2 separate regions of the Homo sapiens genome follow, and region 1 is linked to region 2. Evidence: chromatin loops called from intact Hi-C (ENCODE). Cell type or tissue: dorsolateral prefrontal cortex. All regions are shown on one strand. Each heading gives the region's core, and the rest is flanking DNA. Links, peaks and the distances in the headings are about the cores only.

What was found. A loop is a pair of places that touch in the nucleus more often than their neighbours do. Peaks named below come from ENCODE experiments on the same cell type or tissue, not always from the same donor. Only the 100,000 strongest peaks of a DNase experiment are listed, where the experiment ranks them.
Region 1: a loop joins it to region 2, with 4 times the contacts of the local background. A loop is called at or near these places in 5 of 110 quality-filtered maps.

Annotation. Positions count from the first base shown.
Region 1 is chr3:105,393,891-105,405,032 of GRCh38, forward strand. The region is part of intron 1 of ALCAM (activated leukocyte cell adhesion molecule); the gene reads left to right. Among named protein-coding and RNA genes, the nearest start is that of ALCAM, 33 kb to the left of the region's middle. RefSeq lists an enhancer at 8,129-9,328. In dorsolateral prefrontal cortex, for the core only: no CTCF peak of the experiment used is centred there; a DNase peak (open chromatin) is centred at 5,891; H3K4me3 peaks cover 2,166 bases; H3K27ac peaks cover 3,028 bases.
Region 2 is chr3:105,442,582-105,453,723 of GRCh38, forward strand. The region is part of intron 1 of ALCAM (activated leukocyte cell adhesion molecule); the gene reads left to right. LOC124906263 (a long non-coding RNA gene) reads left to right here. Exons shown (of 2, transcript XR_007095989.1): 2 at 1-8,693. Among named protein-coding and RNA genes, the nearest start is that of ALCAM, 81 kb to the left of the region's middle. In dorsolateral prefrontal cortex, for the core only: no CTCF peak of the experiment used is centred there; a DNase peak (open chromatin) is centred at 6,260; H3K4me3 peaks cover 1,974 bases; H3K27ac peaks cover 7,365 bases.

The sequences.
Region 1 (11,142 bases), core at 1,648-9,647, 48 kb before region 2:
AGTTTTCCACATGATTTGGAATTTATATTATCTAAATTTTTATTTTAAGCTCACTCAAATATAGATAATTGCAAATTTGGAAAAGCAGTCAGTAATATCAAAATACTGTTATTTTGTGCCTGTGTATTTTTACAAAATATTTCGAGTCCATTCTTTCAAGAGGTTCACATCAGTATTCAAGTACTATGGTACTTTCACTAGTAGCCAAGTACTATAGTACTTTGACTAAGTATGGTAACAGCCTGTAAGCCTCCTAAAGCTGAAAAGATTAAAATTTTATTCTTAGACAATTGAATCCACTAATACAAAATAATTTAAAGTAATCGGTTAATTTTGTTTACTTCGCATTTTACTTTGCTATGTGTTTCCCTGACATATGACTCACTACCTATGTATGTCTGTGTCTGAGAAGGACATACATAGCTACGCGGAAGGGACATGCGAGGGATGAGGGAAGCATAGGCATGTTGAGGTACTTATCTCCTGCAGAGCAAACACGTCATGATCTGGAAATGACTGCATTTCCTCCCACGTGCCTAGGCTTTTCTGAATCCCTGGTTCTCTTTTCAACAGGCCCATAGAAATGTCTCTGCTTCTTTGTTGTTATTTACATTTACCAAAACTGCAGGGATTTCCTTAGATGCCTTCCAGCTAGTCTGGCTTTATAAATCAGACCTATGTCCCAAAGGAATTTTAACAAGTTTTCACTATTTTTGGGAAAACACAGGACATGTAATATATTCCATAAACTACTCCTGAAAATATTTTTTTAATTTCAGAGTTAAATTGTGTTTAGTACTACACAACTCCAATTTTCTCCTGCAATCTATAGATTTATTGACATCTGCAAAATTGTTTAGGCAGAAAGGTGGTTTCTTTTTCCATTTTAATATTAACTGCAGCCATAAAACAAGCATGGCAAACCAATGACTATATTTTGGGAAATTTTTTAGATAATTCAGTAGCTTACACAAATTGCCTTTGTTTTTTCTGAGCCTATTATAGCAGACCTGTAAGGTTTGGTTGTATATATTCATTTTTTCTACTAATGTGGAAAGTAGTTGTAGTTTTATAATTGGTGAAATAAAATGCAAGCAAGGTAATAATGACTGTATTTCACGGAGTAATTTCTAACTTTATAACTGTAAGCACAGTAAATAAAGCATGTACCTCATGCCATAAACTTATTCTCAAAGTTTATCTTAAGTTAATCAACATGTATGATTTGACTTTTCATCAAATGACCGCCCTGCCAACTTATTAACAAAGGATTTCTGGTATTAAAATTTTTTGGCAGTTATTTTGGGCCTTTCAAGATCTTTCCATTAAAATATATATTTAGTGACCACAATGGAATATGTTTTTACTCTTCAGGTTGTACAATCTTCAATGCAACTTTTTCAGGAGGATGTTTCATACAGTGTCACTGTAATCCTATAAAGTATAATATGAAGATTCAAGAGTTTTTTGTCCTTGGAGAGTACACAGAAATAGAGAAATTCACAGCAACAAATGAGCTCTTATTTCTTATATCCAGAGATGTTTTCTTACTAAATTGTTATGTATGTATACTCATGTGACATATTTTTTCTATTTGATGTCAAGTGATTCTTTTACATCAGCTCTCCATTTTAGATTATTCCCATGAAAATATGCTTTTCTTTTACTATTAAGTTAAAAGCAATTAATTCAATATGACTTATGACACCATGTTATTTAGGATATCTTATTGCAATGACAGGAATCAACAGGATCTAGCTTAAGCAAATATGGGGGATATATAACGAGGGAACAAGAAGTCTCTGTAACAGAGCTATAGTAAGATATGCATCTCTATAATGAAGCTAGGACTTAGATCTCAAGAACGAATTTAAATTAAGGGCATGAAGGCTATCAGTTCTGTCTGTCTCAATTCCTCAGCTCTTCTTTCTTTTCATTTGCCTTCTCTCTTTCTGAAGACTATCCCATTTTGATTCTAAGGCCATATGGCAGCCCATGTCTCCTGGATTGAGTTCTCCTCCATTTAATAAACATAGTTTGCCTAGTTCTGAATTCACAGGGCAAGGTTTCTGATTGGCTTAGCTTGGGTCAGGTGTCCATTTAGGACCAGTCAACTAACATTGGAGGAGGGGAATTTGATAGGTTTCTGTGCAATTTCAAGAAGCCTTGGGATGTGCTAATAAAGTAGACTGGGCAAGCACAATAATAACTGCCTACTATAGCATTTTTTGCTTAATTAAATTAATATTTATTAGACACTCATCATAAGCAAGTTATAACCGTGGTGCTGAATAAATGAGTAAAATACTGTATCTATATTCAACAATTCAAGGATGTGGCTGCTGTGCAAATCATTGGAGTACAGTGAAGACAGAGAATGGAGCTTAGTGATGATCATAAGGAGAGAAATAGGAGGTTTAGGAGCTAGGAGGTATGATCTTCCTGAGAATCTTTGAAATAGAAGAGACCTGAATATCTGTGGGAGCCAAAAGGAAAGAAGGATCAGACTCAAAGGGCAAAACTGAACTTGGAAAAGCACAGGGATTGATTGGGCAATGTCTCAAATCTGGAGAAAGAGACAAAACTGAGAAACGGGACAAGATTACTAGAAACTTACTGGACTTCTTCCTAAAAGGTAGAAACAAAGGATGAACAAAAGCATTAGTACAAATTGAGTTTTTAAGTAGAATTAATTTCTAGTAGATTTAATGAAGTTTTGGACATTCTTCAGCAATATCTACTATCTAACAGTAAAAATATTGTGGAACCATAGCTTCCCTACTGCCCAGTCCTCTGTCTGTCCTTGATGTTCATGGTGTCAGCGATTATTGGGATGGTTAACTCTGCAAGTAGTATTTAGGAAAAAGTGATTGCCCTCTTAAAGGTTACCATACCTTTCCAAAGACCATAGCCTCTGGATTCATTTCTTAGCAGTTTTATAGTTCCTTTGTTAAATGTTAGCATGTGAGATAGTAATTTTTCATAAAAAGCATATGTATACTTTTAGGTGGCATGAAAGTGTTAACTATCTGTGGACTTTTATCCAATTTCAGCTTATGGTGACAGGTTTCCTATTGTAGATGAATTGAATTAATTTTTCAAAATAACCTTTTTTTGCGAGGCTATATCAATTGGTGTGCTACAGTTAAAATGTATTACTTTGCCTATTTCCCATTTTCTACTAAAGTTTATAATTCACACAAAGAAATACAATAAAGTGTGTCTCCTGAAATTGTGCTTTGTGAAATGATGAGGCCATTACTCTGCCTTTTGAGATTAATAAATTTTTCTCTTGGCATTTGTTCCCTTATCTAACTGGCAATGTGAGTTTAAGCTTTACAGATAAATATTATACTATTGTTTTAAGTTTTGATTTTTGTTTATTCCTTATAAACATTACTTTTGAAAAATAAAGTGTATCTTCTGCAAGTTGTACACATGTATATATGAAGTAAACTTAGTCAAAGTGCTTGAGTTGCTTTGTAATTCAAAATTATGTAAGTACATTATGTTATGTTGAATAACAAAAAGTGATAACTCTAAGTTTAAATGGGTGACTAAATTTAAAAAATAATTTATACCAAGTATAGAGATAATAGATTTAAACATATCAATTTAAACTTATAGCTATCACTTCTTGTTATTTAACATAACATAATATATTCATGAATAGGTAGTAGATTCCATTTTTCATGATCAAGCTTTCCTCAAATAACCCTCCCTCCAATTTTCAATAACAACGAAACACAACAAATTAACCACTCATCCAGAAATTCTAAACTATTTACGTATAATGATTGTCACATACCTTTTTAAAGAACACTTTGTTTTCCAAATATAATTTGACTAAATGCAAATAAGAACTGAACCAATAAAATGAAGCTTTTAAAAAAATTGAACTTCTGTTTGATAAATGGAATTATTTATTTGACAACACTAAAAATATGTAAAATAATGCTTTAGAATATCATTTTAAATCCACTTTTTAATAAAAGCTTTCTTAACTAATTAATTCAACAAATATTTGTTGAGTGACTACCATGGGTTAGCTACTGTGTTAAGTTGGATGCTAGGGATGCAGTGATAAAGAAAACATGGTCCTATGAAGCTTTTGTTTTGGTGGAATGGTGGTTCTTAAACTTGCACGTGCCTCTCAATCACCTGGAGAGTTTGTTAAAACATAGGTTGTTGGGCTTGACATCTACAGTTTCAGATTCAGTATTTCTGAAGTGGGGTTCCAAATTTGCATTTCTAACAAGGTCCCATATGTTGCTGATGTTGCCAGTCCTGGGACCACACTTTGAGAACAGCTGTCCTAGAGGAGGCAGTGCTGTCTATATACCAAAACTTCAATTAGCCTATGCTGTGCTGACCCATGCATGCCCACTGCAGCTCCCCCTCTTTCATTTTTTTTCAGAAGAAAAAATGCTTTCTGTAAATACAATCTGGTATGTGGATAGTGCACAAATTATATAGTTGCTTCTTAAATTACTGAGAAATTTACGAGGTCAAGTAAATATAATTTTCAGAGATAATGCTACCTTATTTAGCCTAGTGAAAATGTATCATCAGTATTATGGCCTGATTTTCAATTTAATCATCACTTTATTTTAACATAAAGCTTTTCTTTCTGATCTTTTGGTAGCCATCCAGTTTTCCATAGTCTTTTAAATGTGATGGCCAGTGGTTCATTTATTGCAATAATTAAGATGGATAGCAGCATGCCAGCTGGAATGACTACACTTGTGTTTATTGTATAAATTATTTCCTTAGTATAAAAGCCTCTTTTATGGCTTTTGCTTTGGTCATATCTTTTGTACCCTAAACCATTAACCATAGCATGTTTAGGAGAGCCATTTATAAAGAAGCTGGTAATATTTACCAATTTCTAATCACCATTAATTCATGTCTACATTTTTCTTAGCACTGGAGATTGCTTGTTGCTTTGTTCCTTCTGCCAAGAGCAAGAAAAAAAAAGTGTTCTAACCCTTCTAGGACTCATAAGCTTTTTTTTTTCCTTTTCTTCCTTTTCTTTGATTTTTTTTTACTACATTCACACTTCTTTTATTTTGTTCTACTCTCATCTCTTTTCCTTGTGAATCTTAAGTTACTTTGGTTAGTTTACTCAAAATACATAGAAATGCAGCCCCTAATGTGAATTTCTTATAAGGCATATTTGAAATTCCTTTAAAACACAGACTGCAACTGATTTTTGTCATTTTTTTAAAATGCTACTTGAGTTTGGTGGTCTTTTGCATTTCAAAAATAATTGCATTTCAGTTTTAACAGAAATTATTCAGATATAGTTCAGACACTGATCATTTCTGTATGCATCATCGTACCCAGCAAATTTCAGTAAATATTTGCTGACCTATTTTTTTTCTTTACACTTTAGTTTCAAGGAAATTGCATGCCTGTTACCTTTCTAAAAGCTAGTGCAGTGATTGTTGGTATATTTACAATACTCATCTTTCCTTTTAAACTTTGTAAGTTTGAAAGTATAAATCAAAATGTCATATTACATCAGAATATAAATTTTATTATTACCCATATATCAAATAACTAGTTAAAGCAATTCAGAGTAGTTAAGAGGGAATATTTAGTGGCAATAAATGTATATTGTTGCATATAAATACACATATTAGGCCTAGATTTATTGTCTACAATTCTTTTAATTTCTTATCAGATTTCAGTATGAAAAAAAGTGAATGAAATAAGCAAAAGACTATATCCAGTTACTGTAACTAATGCTAATTTCATAATCTCTTAATGGTTTAATGTTATATCCTGATGGTTTTATGTTTTTTGACCAATCTTTCAGGCTATCCTTTTCTGACCACTCAAACCATGAAAACCTGCCCTCCCTGGAAAATCCAAGAGCCAGTCAGTTCCCACAAAGACAACAAGAGCCACTCTGTTTGGAAAACTTTGGCTCTTTTTCAGCAGTCACCATTGGCCTTAGAATACAGAGCATTCTTACCCACTGGCTAAGATTAACTTGGTTAGCAGACAGCCTACATCCCTTCGTATAAAAACTGTTCTTAAAAAGTAGCAAACATTGTCCTAAATTTCCTTACCCCATCCCTGACTATCATCACCTACTTTCTGTCACTGACTTGTTAATACCTTTATTGTTATATACAGATTTTATAAGTTGTCCCTACCTGTTTTTAAATAATTGAGGTTATAAGCATAATAGTTGGAAGGGTTAACTACGTTGTCCTGTTAAGGCTGATAAAAGGGCATAGATGCTTTTAAACATACACAGGAAGAATGAGAAAAGCAGATAGCCCTTGTTTGGGTCATTAAGAAGATGATAAAGTATTTTTCTTATAGCATGTTTGTGGGTAAAGTATTTGAAAGCTTCTAATCTGCCATTGATAAAACAGATACTTTACTATTAGGTTTTGAAAAATGCCTTAAAAAAATCTGCTGCAAACATCATTTAATATGTCATTTAACTTATAAATAATAAGCAGAAACCTAATATCTTCATTTTTGCAGGTATGAAATATTGTAAAAGAAATGTAAAATAAATTTTAATTTTATTCATTGATACTGTGAAGGAGAACTTTAATAGACTGAGCATAATGTATCATTTGCATTTATATAATGATTTTACCACTGTCATTTTAGAATACTATAAATTTAGAAGAGTAATACAGTAATAATAAGAATTTTTAACATTTTTTAGTCTCAGGTTCAGAGATGAGTAAAAGACCCTCAGGACATACGTAAAGAGAAGAACTCTTTCTAGACAGAAGTGAAGAAATACTAAACACTCAAGTGTAAGATTCCCTGAAGATGGAATGATGGTAGTTGTGTTGGAAGTGGTGGTGGGATTTGTTGGTTGAGGGAAGAGAAGAGAAACTAATCTATTGTTCAGAGATGGGGTTAAGTAGACCAGGGATTAGATTTCTACTCAGTTACCAGCTAGTCATTTGCCGTTGAGAAAGTTACATCAGTCTTTGGATACTTTAATTCCCATCTGTAAAATGGGGAAGGTAATACCTGTTTTATAAAGTTAGTGGCATAATTAAATTTTAAAAATGTGTATTAAAGCATTTTGTACACAAAGTAGGCACTCAAGAATCGAACTATTACTAAAGACTCTTACTATTAAAGAAAAGCAAAACTGTATTATAAAGGAAAAGCAAACAAACTCTGGACAATCAGAATTATACCAGAAGTGTATTTTCCATGGAAGTTGAACCTAGATTAGTGCATAACAAGGAACTGCTACAGGCATTGATCGTTTCTTAGAAATTGGCTACTGATTCCACAAGGAACACCCACACCTTAGTAGCTGATGATCCCCTTTTGTGTGGAATAGAAATAAATGTAAGTAGACAATAAATAAAAACTGAAATTATGTACTGTCTCTGTAATTTACGTCTAGTATTTGAAAGATCACCACTGAATCTTACGAATTTTGCTGACTCCTATACACAACTACTTGGGAAGTTTCCTTAGGGGCTGAGACACAGGAGCAGCACAGTAGAGGAGCAGTACAAAATGTTCAGGAGAAGATAATAGTCAGATAGCATTGTCACAAGAAATACGCTGTATTTTCCACTAAGCTCATGGTTGCTCTCAGTGCGGTTGTTTATTCATTCATTCATCCAGTAAATTTTTATCAAGTGTTTATATGTTATCAGCATGGAACTACCAACACCTGAAAATACAATAATCACTAAGATAGATAGAGTCCTTGCCTTTGTAGAACTTGTAGTATGTCTAAAATTTGTTTTAAATCATTCTGACTCTTTTAGAAAGACTTCTTCATATTAAGTTGAAGAAGTTGAGTAAAGTTGCCACCCCCATAGTATAGCCCTTTTAATGACCCCGTCTTTCTCATTATTAAGGAATGTCCATGTGACTTAGGTGTTCTGAAGCAAAGTAAACTCCTCTAGACTAGTGGTTTTCAACCCTGACTGCACTTAGGATCATCTTGGAAGTTTTGAAAATATGAATAATTGAGTCTAACCACAGACAATGAAATAAGAATTTCTAGACTTGGGGCTCAGGCATTAGTATTGTTTAAAAGCTTTAGAAGTGATTCTAATGTGTAGCCATGATTGCAAACGACTGCTTGAAAAAAACAGAGAAGAAAAATAGCAACTTGGGGTAGTGAATGATGACAAACAGGAAGCAAAGTGAGTGATAGAAATAACAATCATGAAGCTTTACCAAACATCCCCATCATAGATGTCAAGATAAGGCTTATACAGAAAGTAAATAAAACAGCTTACTCTTAGATAATATAGTGATTTCATTTATACTCAATGGAAATATTCCATCAAGAAATGTGCCAAATCTAGATACTTTGTCATATTATTAGAAATGTCGATATTGCAACTAGAAGATGTTGGATAGGAGGCAGGACTAGCTTGTGGCTCCCACTCAGACAGACAGAGCAGTGTGTGGAGATTCATTGTGAACCATTGCTCCAAGAACTACAGCAGGAACATACCAGGAAAGCAGAGAGAATCCACAGACCCTTTGAAGGAACTGTATCACTGCTGCAGGCTCCATGAGATGCTGAAAAACTGTGAGTCAGCTTGCTTTCTCAATGGGGAGTCTCGTGGTTTGGGGCAAATTCTCAGCCCTGGTCACCTGCTGCATAGAAATAGACTCGGTGCTGTTGGTGGGGCATGGTGGGAGTGAGACCGGCCTTTAGGTGTGCAGGCTGCATGGGAGCGGGGTGTGGCCCGTGACTGCTGGCTTTCTCCCACTTCCTTGGAGACCTGTATGACTCAGCAGAGGCAGCCATAATCCCCCTTGGAATGTAACTCCATTGGAGTTATAACTGCACCCCCATCCCCCATGGCAGCCACAGCAAGCTCTGCCCAGGAGAGGCTGAGTTCAGACACGTCTATCCCTGCCCCTACCTAGTGGTCATCCTCTGCCTGCCCAGGTAGCCAAAGACAAAGATCATAATCTCCTGGGAGCCCTATAGCCCTGCCCACCGTCTGAGAAACCTGAATACTTAACCAGGTGTCCCTAGGGCAAGTTTGCATCTTCTCTATAGGATTGCAGCTGATGCGCTTTTTTTTTTTTTTTTTTTTTTTCTTAAATGGAGTTTTGCTCTTGTTGCCCAGGCTGGAGTGCAATTGTGCAATCTCAGCTCATTGCAACCTCTTCTTCCTGGGTTCAAGTGATACTCCTGCCTCAGCCTCCCAAGTAGCTGGGATTGCAGATGCCCGCCACCACGCCCAGCCAATTTTTGTATTTTCAGTAGAGACGGGGTTTCCCCATGTTGGCCAGGCTGGTCTCGAATTCCTGACCTTAGGTGATCCACCCACCTCAGCCTCCCACAGTGCCGGGATTACAGGTGTGAACCGCCACACCCAGCTCTGATGTGCTCTTGAAAGCATCACCTTCTGGCTGGAGGCCAACAAACACAAAATCAGTGCACTAAATAAAAACACAACCAGGGACCCTTATGGTGTCCACTTCACTCCCCTGATACCTTCACCGGAGCAGGCTGCGAGACCTGAAAACGGATCACATCACAAGACTCATTGCAGACACTCCCCAGTACCAGCCTAAGCTGGTAGCTCCACTGGGTTGCCAGACCTAGAAGAGCAAAAACAATCATGACGGTTTGGCTCTCAGGAAGCCCCACTCCTAGGAGAAGGGGGAGAACACCACATCAAGGGAGCACCCTGTGGGACAAAAGAATCTGAACAACAGCCCTTGAATCCCAGATCTGCCATCTGACATAGTCTACACCAACGAAAAGGAATCAGAAAAACAATTCTGGTAATACGACAAAAGAGGTTTCTTCAACACCCCAAAAAGATCATATCAGCTCACCAGCAATGGATCCAAACCAAGACAAAATTCTCTGAATTGCCAGAAAAAGAATTTAGAAGGTTGATTATTAAGCTAATCCAGGAGCCACCAGAGAAAAGTGAAGTCCAACTTAATGAAATAAAAAACATGATACAGGATATGAAAGGAAAATTCTTCAGTGAAATAGATAGCATAAATAAAAAACAATCACAACTTCTAGAAATCAAGGACACACTTAGAGAAATGCAAAATGTACTAGAAAGTATCAGCAATAGAATTGAACAAGCAGAAGACGGAACTTCAGAGCTCAAAGACAAGTCTTTTGAATTAACCCAATCTGTCAAAAACAAAGAAAAAGAATGGAAAAAAAATGAACAAAGCCTCGAAGAAGTTTGGGACTATGTTCAACATCCAAACCTAAGAATAATTGGTGATCCTGAGGAAGAAGAGAAATCTAAAAGTATTGAAAACATATTTGAGGGAATAATTAAGGAAAACTTCCCTGGAATTGCTAGAGATCTAGACATCCAAAGATGAGAAGCTCAAAGAACACCTGGGAAATTCGTTGCAAAAAGATCATTGACTAGGCATGTAGTCATCGTTATCTAGTCAAGACAAAAGAAAGAATCTTAAGAGCTGTGAGGCAAAAGCATCAGGTAACCTACAAAGGAAAACCTATCAGATTAACAGCACATTTCTCAGCAGAAACCCTACAAGGTAGAAGGGATTGGGGTCCTATTTTTAGCCTCCTAAACAAAACAATTATCAGCCAAGAATTTTGTATCCAGTGAAACTAAGCTTCATAAATGAAGGAAAGATACAGTTGTTTCCAGACAAACAAATGCTAAGAGAATTTGCCACTACCAAGCCAGCACTACAAAAACTGCTAAAAGGAGCTCTAAATCCTGAAACAAATCCTCAATATACACAAAATAGAACCTCCCTAAAGCATAAATCTCACAGGACCTATATAACAATAACACAATGAAAAAAAAAACAAGGTATTTAGGAAAAAAAATAGCACGATGAATAGAATGGTACCTCATATCTCAATACTAACATTGAATGTAAATGACCTAAATGCTCCACTTAAAAGATGCAGAATGACAGAATGGATAAGAAGTCACCAACCAAGTTTCTGCTATCTTCAGGAGACTCACCTAACACATAATGATTCACATAAACTTATGATAAAGGTGTGGAAAAAGATATTCCGCAAATGGACGCTAAAAGCAAGCAGGATTAGCTGTTCTTATGTCAGACGAAACAAACTTTAAAGCAACAGCAGTTAAAAAAGACAAAGAGGGGGCCCAGTGGGGTGGCTCATACCTGTAATCCCAACAC
Region 2 (11,142 bases), core at 1,340-9,339:
CCATCCTGGCTAACATGGTGAAACCCCATCTCTACTAAAAACACAAAAAATTAGGCGGGCGTGGTGGCGGGCACCTGTAGTCCCAGCTACTCGGGAGGCTGAGGCAGGAGAATGATGTGAACCCGGGAGGCGGAGCTTGCAGTGAGCCGAGATCGCACCACTGCACTCCAGTTTGGGTGACAGAGCGAGATTCCGTCTCAAAAAAAAAAAGAAAGAAAGAAATTACATTTAATAAAACTGATTCCTTCAACTTTAAATACATATACTTTTTAAGATAAGGTCTCCTTCTGTTGCGCATGGTGAAGTATAGTGAGTATAGCTCACTGCAGCCTTGAACTCCTGGGCTAAAGGGATCCTCCCACTTGAGCCCCCTGAGTAGCTTGGACTACAGGTCACCATGCCTGGCTAATTTAATTTTTTGTGTATAGAGATGGGGATCTTGCTATATTGTCCAGGCTAGTCTCAAACTGCTACCCTCAAATGATCCACCTATCTTGGCCTCCCAAAGCCTGGGGATTACAGCCATAAGCTACCTCGCCCAGCCAAGATTTTGTTTCTATTTTGGGTGCACCCTTTATAAGAGATCAAGTACACCATTAACATGTTATGTGTATTACTTGGAAAATGAAATGGAAACATTATCCATTCAATCACTAATTCTCTCAAGAAGACATGCCTATATTCCCAGGGGCTAAATTATATATTTTTTCTAACTGCATTCCTAACTCCCCAGCTTTCTCCAGATCCTGATATGTCTCCTCCCTGTTCTATTCATTTCCATTGTGTTGAAAACCATACTCTGCAAGGCGCAGTGTGTCTGACTGAAGTATATTATGCACGCGAGCTTTCCAAAAGCTGAAAAAAATATTGAGAACCAATGAATAAAACCATAGGTATCTAAAAGACATTGAATAATAATAAGAGATATACAATAGAATTTAAGAATTCATTAATAAAAAGTATAACTGGAGTTTTTCTAAAATAATGGACTCTTAAACCAGTAAAATATATATCTAATTTAAAATGGTTTCTTTTAAATTATAATAAAACATATACATGTAGGCACATCTTATTAAACAATGGACAAATGTAGAACTAAATTTCATTTCCACTTAAAAAGGCACAGGCAGGTTTCAAATGGTTCTGCATATAAACTTGCTGACATGAATAATTTTAAATCAGGCCAGTTATAGCTTTCATTCTTTGAACTGAATTCAAAACTCTCTTACTTTTACATTATTAGAGAGATGAATCAAATGTTTCTATAATGCCTACTTTCATTCAATCCACACCCAATTTTAGAGGACTGCTGTCACAATGCCAAAAAAACATAGACTGAAGTTTTAATAATGTTTCTTATATGATAAAGAAATTCTAGGGTAATTTTATAGCACAGTATAAGTGCTGAACTTGTGTTATACCTTTCAAATAACAGTAACCACCTCTAATTTCTTAAAGGGCTCTTTAAAAAAATGCATGGTATGTCCATCATAGAGCAAGAAATGCCTCTTTTTATAATATATTCAAAATGGAGGTGGTTATGTTTCCTTTTACACTGGTATTGCAATTCATTTTCTGTTAGTAAGCAAGAATATTGACCAACTGTATTACACTCTGTTCTCACACTGCTATAAAGAAATACCCAAGACTGGGTAATTTATCAAGGGAAGAGATTTAATGGACTCACAGTTCCACATGGCTGGGGAGGCCTCAGGAAACTTACAACCATGGTGGAAAGGGAAGACGCACATCTTACATGGTGGCAGGAGAGAGATAACAAGCAAGAGCAAGGAAAACTGCCTTATAAAACCACCAGATGTCATGACAACTCTCTCATTATCACAAGAACAGCATGGGAGAAACCACCCCCATGATACAATCACTGCCCACTTGGTCCCTCCCTCTACACATGGGGATTATGGGGATTACAATTTGCAGTGAGATTTGGTTGGGGACACAGAGCCAAACCATATCACCAACATAATATAAAATCACTTTGAAAGGACCTCAAAATACATCCTAAAATTTGTTTCAAAGATGAAAAATATAACTTAAAATACCATGACTTCTGAATCAGGGTAGTTTGCAAGGTGATTATCTTCACAATTAGAACCAAAATGCTTAATAATACTATTTTAGTTTGTGTAAAACTTTAAAGAGTATTCATGCTCTTCATCTCCCTATTTCTATCTTTTTTAAAGAAAAGCAGTCAATTAGTTAAATAATCACTAATGCAGTTTTATATGATAATAAATAATGACACCAACTTGGATTGTCTTAACAAATCTGAACAGTGACTTTTCTTTTGAGAATTGAAAGCATCCCTAGAAACAAATTTGCCTGTATGTTTAATGACTCATACATTCCAAATACATCCAGGAGACAATCAACAGTTTATCTGATGTATGATATATAAAACAAATTATTTAAGTGAACTTCATTTATCTTAGTCTATACGATATAATCATAATGCTATTTATAATGAGCTCAAATAGCAACAAGAAAATATTGGAGAAGTTAATATTGAAGAAATAAAATTAATCAAGCTGTCCTACTATTCAATTTCTGAATATTCAGATACAGTAAATGTTAGTTAATACATGAACAAGTAATTATCAAGAAAATAATCCGATTTACAATAACTAACAAAAAAATCTTATGGATGAGTTTAACCAAGGAGGTGAAAGATTACTACACTGAGAGATCAATACACTAAAACACTGAAAAACATTGATAAAAAAACTGAAGAAGACACAAATAAATGGAAAGATATTTTGTGCTCATGAATTAGAACCCTTAATATTGTTAAAATGTCCATACTATTCAAAACAATCTACAGATTCCATTCAATCCCTATCAAAATATCAATGAAATTCTTCACAGAAATAGAAAAAAATACTCTAAAATTCATATGGAACCACAAAACACCCCAAATAGCAAAGCAATCTTGAGCAAAAAGAACAGATCTGGAGGCATCACACCACCTGATTTCAAAATACACTACAAAGCTAATAGTAACTAAAACAGCATGGTACTGGCATTAAAACAGACACACAGGCCAACAGAACAGAATAGAGAAGATATAAATAAATTCATGCACTTATAGCCAACTTATTTTCAACAAAGGTGCCAAGTATACACGTGAAGAAAGGACAGTCTTTCAATAATTGGTGCTGGGAAAACTAGATAGTCACCTGCAGAAGAATGAAGCTAGACCTCTATCTCTCACCATGTACAAAATCAATTCAAAATTGATTAAAGGCTGAAATGTAAGATCTGAAATGATAAAACTACTGGAAGGAAACCTAGGAGAAATGCTTCATGACATTGGTCTGGGCAAGGATTTTTTTGGATAAGACCACAAAAGCACAAGCAAGAAGAGCAAAAATAGCAAAATGGAATTACATCTAATGTAAATGCTCCTGTACACCAAAGGAAACACTCTAAAGAGTGAAAATAGAACTTACAGAATGGGAGAAAATATTTGAAAACTATGCATCTGACAAGAGGTAATATACAGAATATATCAGGAACTCAACTCAATAGCAAAAACCCAATTAATCCAATTTAAAAATATGCAAAACACCTGAGTAGATATTTCTCAAAAGAAGATAAACAAATGGCAATGGGTATATGAAAAAATGCTCATTATCACTAATAATCAGGGAAAAGCAAATCAAAACCACAATGAGATATCACCTCACTCTGATTAGAATGACTGTTATCACAAAGACAAAAAATAACAAATGCTGGCAGATGTGGGGAAAGGGAATTCTTATACACTGGTGGAAATGTAATTAGTATTAGCTATTATGGAAAACAGTATGTAGGTTCCTCAAAAAATTAAAAATGGAACAACCATAAAATCCAGCAGTTGCACTATGGAGTATAAATCCAAAGAAAATTAGGTTGGTATGTTGAAGAGATAGCTGCACTCTCATGTTTATTGAAGCTCTATTCATAATAGCCATGATATGGATTCAACCTAAGTATCTACCAATGGATGAATGGATAAAGGAAATTTGGTGTACACACACACACACACACACACACACACACACACACACACATAATGGAGTACTACTGAGCCCTAAAAAAGCATGAAATCATGTCATTTGTGGCAACATGGATGACACTTGAGGACATTATGATAGGTGAAATAAGCAAGACAAAGAAAGACAAAGGCCTTCCTTATTATCTCACTTACCTGTAGAATCTACAGGAGTTGATCTCATAGAACTAAAGAGCAGAATAGTGGCTCCCAGATCTGGAACGTGTACAAGAGGAAGGATGGGGAGAAACTGAGTCAGCAGGTACAAAGTCACAGTTAGATAGGAAGAATAGGTTCTGGTGTTCTATTGCACAGTAGAATGACAATGGTTAACAGTATTGTATATTTTAAATAGCTGGAAAAGAGGATTTTGAATGTTCTCGCCACAAAAAAAAATGATAAATGTGCGAAGTTATGGATATGCTAAATGCCCTGATCTGATTTTCGCACAATGTATACATGTATCACAACATCACACTATATACCCCATAAATATATTTATTATTATGTGTCTCTTAAAAACAAAATTTCAAAAATGGTAATCTTGTTATACTAAGGTTTCTGAAAATGCAAAGAGAAATGTGATATATATATGTTACTCCTTTAAACTTAAAGAGTAAAAAATTAAAATCAATGTATCCTAAATACTAAAAAAAAATTAGAATGTTGAGCTAAGACGACAAGATGAAAAAGAGTAGTACTTTTAGTGCAGGAGTAAATTTCAGAATTTTAGAGATTGTATTTTTAAAGGTAAATCACTACCTGTCCTGTTAAGAGGAAGCTAAGACAGATACTGTGGTTCTCACCTGTAATCTCAGCACTTTGAGAGGCCAAGGCAAGTGGATGGCTTGAGCCCAGGAGCTTGAGACCAGCCTAGGCAACATAGGGACATGCCATCTCTACCAAGAAATACAAATTAAAAATTTAGCCAGGCCTGGTGGCATGCATCTGGGGTGCTACCACCCAGCTACTCCGGAGACTGAGGCAGGAGGATTGCTTAAGCCAGGGAGATCGAGCTGCAGTGAGCCATAATCATGCCACTGCGCTCCAGCCTGGGTGACAGAGCAAGAAACTGTCTCAAATTAAAAAGGTGCGGGAAGATAAGTTTGTGTTTATACCTTTGTAAATATAATTCTGAAACTGTAGCGTATTTTTGACAAGTGCTTTGCTTTTGTTATCAAATAATGCTGGCAGTGGAATGAGGCTCACGACATTATTATCAATAAACACATAAAGAAAATAAAAGGCTATACCTATTTTTCTTTCTAATGTTCTCAAGAGTAGGCCAAAAATATAACAAGCAAGATACTAGAGGTTTAGTTAATCTGATTGTATTGTTTTCATATAGATCTCTAGATTTCTGCAATTGGATGTGTTTAACATGAAACCTTGATATATGATTTCACTACCAACAACAACAAAAAATCAGTTGGGATTATGATTTCTAATGGTGTGGAAACCCTGTTTTATAAAAATAAGACACATTAGCTACTTAAAGTTCATCTGAACCTGAACTGTAATTATTTCAGAGAAGTCCTGAAATCATTTTGGTCCTGATTTAGAGGTCTTCTTTGTCTTTTCAATTTAAAGCAATTTTCATGTATAGATTTTTACCACATTTCCACCTTTTATAAAACCCTAAAGAATATCAGTCACTAAACCTACTGTAGTAACTGATCTGATATTCATTTAAGCTAAAACTTTAAGCTAAAAGAAAATAATTAAATTTGTTTGACCTAAAAAGAATGTCCTTGCATTTTGTAGTCTCCATTAAAAAAAAAAACACTCCAGTAATCTTTCGAATCTTTTTTCAGCCAACAGCTCTGTAACATCTTGCCTCTATACATGATACTGCCTTTTTAGCCAATTCCAACCTAGAGCAATGAGTAACCATGGCTCCATCCAATTTTCCACATGACATCTGTGGCAGTAGAAGTATTAACAGGACTTCTCTCCTGGAGAGCTTTGCCTTAGGAAGAGCTTAAATTTCTGTAAGAAAGTCACTGACACAGGAATTCAGTCAGGACTCTGCACTAGGACTAGAAGCTGCCAGGGTTCAGATGCTGACAAGGCAATGTTTCTTATCTCTGAGATTTCGTGCCCTTCCCCCATGAAGCTATGCTCCTCCAGTCTGGCAGGGAACTCGCCTATGGACAAGAGGGTGACAGACATCTTTTGATGATGAGCATCCACAGGCACAGGGAACAGAATCTTGCTATTCATTGAGCTGCACAGCTGTGGCAACTGGATTCTGCCCGGGTGTCAACAATGGGGGCAGGGCTTCAGTTTAGGCAAAAGGGAAACAGCTTGAGTATAAATGAACTGCTTTTAGGCTCTTTGAATTTATCTTCCCCAGATGCCCTGAGATTTCAGATCCACTCTTTATTTTACTAAAACTTCATAGCTGTGAAGTGACCATCTTCTCTGAAGGCTCACATGGAAAAAAAACAAACATGTTTCTACATGGTAAAAGGCATGTTTGCATATTTACATATGAATATATTGATGGATCCTTGGCATTAATGATTCTACAACTGTATGTTCTTATTAAACTCTGGGTTCAGCATAAAATAGTATCTTACTGATTTATCTTCAGTGCTATTGTATGGTCTGCTTGGCTGCAGGTTGTATAAGATGACAAAGCATTGATTTAGTGAATTTTTTCACAGTTTTGTGAACAAAAAGCTTGCATATTTAATAAGTAAGTTATTCAAATCTTGAAGAAATACAGGCACGTTCTCCAGGCATTTTTAGAAAGAAGAGAAAGAGAATCTATAGCAGGTGGATATTTCCAACTAGGCAAAACGAAAAGCACACAAAGAGTTAACTCAACTGTATAAATGAATATGCTAATGAATGCATAATTTATCTCTGAAGAAACATATTTATTGTTTCACTATTTGATTAGATGGCTTCAATGTTCAATTAATCAGTTACCTTTCAATATCATTCCTGAGAGCTGCTTAATTAATCTGTTGCACTACCACCCTATTCATCCTATTAGCAATCCCTCGTCCCATTTCAAATGACAAAATCCAGGAACTGTGCCACGTAAAGACTTTATGTCAATGTCAAGTGAAGGTTGATAAGTGGCTGGCTTTTTTTCTTTATTAGGTTAATCAAACCAATCAGCTTTATAGGATTTACATTTGTCAGAAAATGTTAATGAGTTGAAACTAATGAGAAATAGAGGGGGAAAACCACCAAGAGAATGGTGGCACAGTTTATACACTTCAACAGCAATATACTACTTTCATTAAATAGATTGTTTTATCCTCGTTTTCTAAATGATGGATTTAAAATGTCCTGCTAATTAAACTCAAACTCGTCTATTGTGTTCTATATTGCATCTCTTACTAACAAAGGAAGCACAATAGATACACATTCATATGTGTCTTTGAATCAAAAAGTGTGCTGTATGTTTACTACTTTCTGGGCACTGTTTCTTCCATAATGTTATTAATAATAGTTCTAATAATAGTTCCATGAAAACTTACCAGTTTGAAGGTGCTATGTACATAGTATAGAGTAGATTTCAAGAAATGGTTGAGATACCCCAAGACTTAAATCATGGGTTGAGTTCTTTCCTCATCTGTTTCATTTAAGCTTGAAATATCTCTCTTCTACTTCTCTTTTCTTCCTTTTCTCTTACTATTGTCTGATACTCCGGATAATTCCTCAGCATTACTCCCTTTGCTCTCCAGAGCAGGGACGTTTTGATAGAAGTTGCAGCACAAATCTCATACCACCTCCTTTACCTTCTCAATGTCCTAGGCCAACTTTCATTTTCACCCACTACCTCACATACACACACTCCTTAGCATTCTCAGAGGGATTTAATACACTTTGAATCAATCATCTGTTACCTTAAATAACTTCCAAAGCAAAATACATATCAAACCATAAGGTGTTGTTTCTTTAATTGTATGGGTGCCATAAGTCTCTTTGAGAAAACTAATGATAATAATAGTAATATTTGTCATATACTTGAGTACTTTTAATTTGCCATGCACAACTTTAAATTCTTTTTTTCTATATGTCTCAGACAGAATAGATGGAGTGTGCAAGGATAGATGGTGAATATGTATTTTGGTAAATTTGTAGAGAAAACGAAGAAAACATATAATTCACTAAATAATGATAATATCCAATGTCTGTTGGGGGCAAAGAGCCTAGAATGGACAAAAGTAGTATGTAAATTTAGAAGGGTGGGAGATCAGATTTAAGGCATCCTGAGGTCAAGGTATATTTGGAGAAAAAAAATACTATTTAAACTTCGTTCAGAAGAATGACGTAGAGTTTTAATTAATCAATTCCAAACATGTAGAGGGAGAATTAGGATGGGGAAGAGAAAAAGTACACCCAAAGGAGGTAGGAAGGGTGAGTGTAAAACAGGAAAGGCAGAATGAATAGAAAGGATAAATAGAAATAAGAGAGTGGAAATAAATCCAAAGAAGTAAGTAAACAAAATAAAGGAAAAAAAAATCTGAGCATGGTGGTGCAACCCTGTAATTTCAGCTACTTGGAAGGCTAAGGTGGGAGGATTGCTGTAGCTAAGGAGTTCAAGACCAGCCTGGACAATATATCAAGACCCCATCTTGAAAGAAAAATAAAGCAAGGAAGCAAGAAGAAAGGAAGGAAAGGAAGGAAAGAAGGAAAGGAAGGAAATGAAGGAAGGGAGAGAGGGAGGAAAGGAGGGAGGGATAAAGATGAAGAGATAAGAAAAAAAGAAAAGAAAGCAAGAAAGAGAAAGAAGGAAAATGGAATAAGCTGTCCTGTTAAAGCACAAAGACCCTCAGACCGCATAGAAACAAACTCCAGCTATGTCATTTCTACAAGAGACTAATTAAATAAAACACAAGAACATGAAAAGTTTGAATGTCAAGCCTAGAAAGAATATGTCAGGAAAATATTAACAAAAAGAAAGCAGGTCTACAAAACAAAACAGACTTTGAGGGAAAATAAAAGCATTAAAAAAGATAAAGAGAGTCAATAAATAATGCTAAGAGGTTCAATTTGTTAGGAACATAACAATTGAAAACTTTATTTACTGAATAGTACAGCTTCAAAATATATAAACAAAACTGGTTTGATCTATGAAGAGGCATTAATAAATCCTTCACTATTTTAATACAGCTTTCTTGGTTATTGGCAGATCAAGTATAAAACCATATTGGCAAGGATAATTGAGATTTGAACAGCATAATTTAAAAGCTTTTAGGACACTGCGTTGGTTTGCCACCTTCCCCAAGTCCCAAATTCACCCCATATACACTCCCATCACTCTTGTCCTGACTTTTTCATTGGCTTATCTCAGGGTAGTCCTTGATTTGGGTCTGCACTGCAAGTTGTATTATCTGCCTCTGGTTTGTGGCTTTACTCATATTCTCAATTTTACCTTCACAGTTTCTTAAGCAAGATTTCTCCCTTCCAGTATCTTAGTGAAATAATTTTTTTTCATTTTTTGGTTTTTTTTTCTTCCAAAAAAAAGGATACATGTGCAGAATGTGCAGGTTTGTTACATAGGTATACATGTGCCATGGTGGTTTGCTGCACTTATTGACCCATCCTCTAAGTTCCTCCCCTCACTCCCACCTCCCAACAGGCCCTAGTATGTGTTTTTCCCCTCTCTGTGTCCATGTGTTCTCATTGTTCAACTCCCACTTATGAGTGAGAGTCGAACATGCAGTATTTGGTTTTCTGTTCCTGTGTTACTTTCCTGAGGATGATGGCTTCCAGCTTCATCCATGTCCCTGCAAAGGACATAATCTCATTCCTTTTTATGGCTGGATAGTCTTCCATGATGTATATGTGCCATATTTTCATTATCCAGTCTATCTATTGATGGGCATTTGTGTTGGTTTTGTGTCTTTATGATTGTAAATAGCGCTGCAGTAAACATACTTGTGCATGTGTCTTTATAAGAGAATGATTTATATTCCTTTGGGTATATACCCAGTAATGGGATTGCTGGGTCAAATGAAATTTCTGGTTCTAGATCCTTGAGGAATTGCCATACTGTCTTCCACAATGGCTGAACTAGTTTACATTCCCACCAACAGTATAAAAGCATTCCTGTTTCTCCACAGCCTCACCAATATCCACTGTTTCCTGACTTTAATAATTGCCATTCTGACTGGTGTAAGATGGTATCTCACTGTGGTTTTGATTTGCATTTCTCTAATGACAAGTGATGATGAGCTTTTTTTCATATGTTTGTTGGCTGCATAAATGTCTTCTTTTGAGAAGTGTCTGTTCATACCCTTTGCCCGCTTTTTGATGGGGTTGTTTGTTTTTTCTTGTAAATTTGTTTAAGTTCCTTGCAGATTCTGGATATTAGACCTTTGTCAGGTGGGTAGATTTCAAAAATGTTCTCCCATTCTGTAGGTTGCCTGTTCACTCTGATGATAGTTTCTTTTGCTGTGCAGAAGCTCTTTAGTTTAATTAGATCCCATTTGTCAATTTTGGCTTTTGTTGCAATTACTTTTAGCATTTTTGTCATGAAGTCTTTGCCTATGCCTACATCCTGAATGGTATTGCCTAGGTTTTCTTCCAGGGTTATTATAATTTTGGGTTTTACATTTAAGTCTTTAATCCATCTTGAGTTGATTTCTGTATAAGGTATAAGGAAGGGTTCCAGTTTCAGTTTTCTGCATATGGCTAGCCGGTTTTCCCAGCACCGTTTATCCAATAGGAGATCCTTTCCCCATTGCTTGTTTTTGTCAGGCTTGTTGAAGATTAGATGGTTGTAGATGTGTGGTGTTATTTCTAAGGTCTCCATTCTGCTGCATTGGTCCCAATGTCTGTGGTGTTACCAGTACCATCCTGTTTTGGTTACTGGAGCCTTGTAGTATAGTTTGAAGTCAGGTAGAGTGATGCCTCCAGCTTTGTTCTTTTTGTTTAGGATTGTCTTGGCTATATGGGGTCTTTTTTGATTCCATATGAAATTTAAAATAGTTTTTTCTAATTCTGTGAAGAATGTCAATGGTAGTTTGATGGGAATAGCACTGAATCTATAAATTACTTTGGGCAGTGGCCATTTTCATGATACTGATTCTTCCTATCCATGAGGATGGAATGATTTTCTGTTT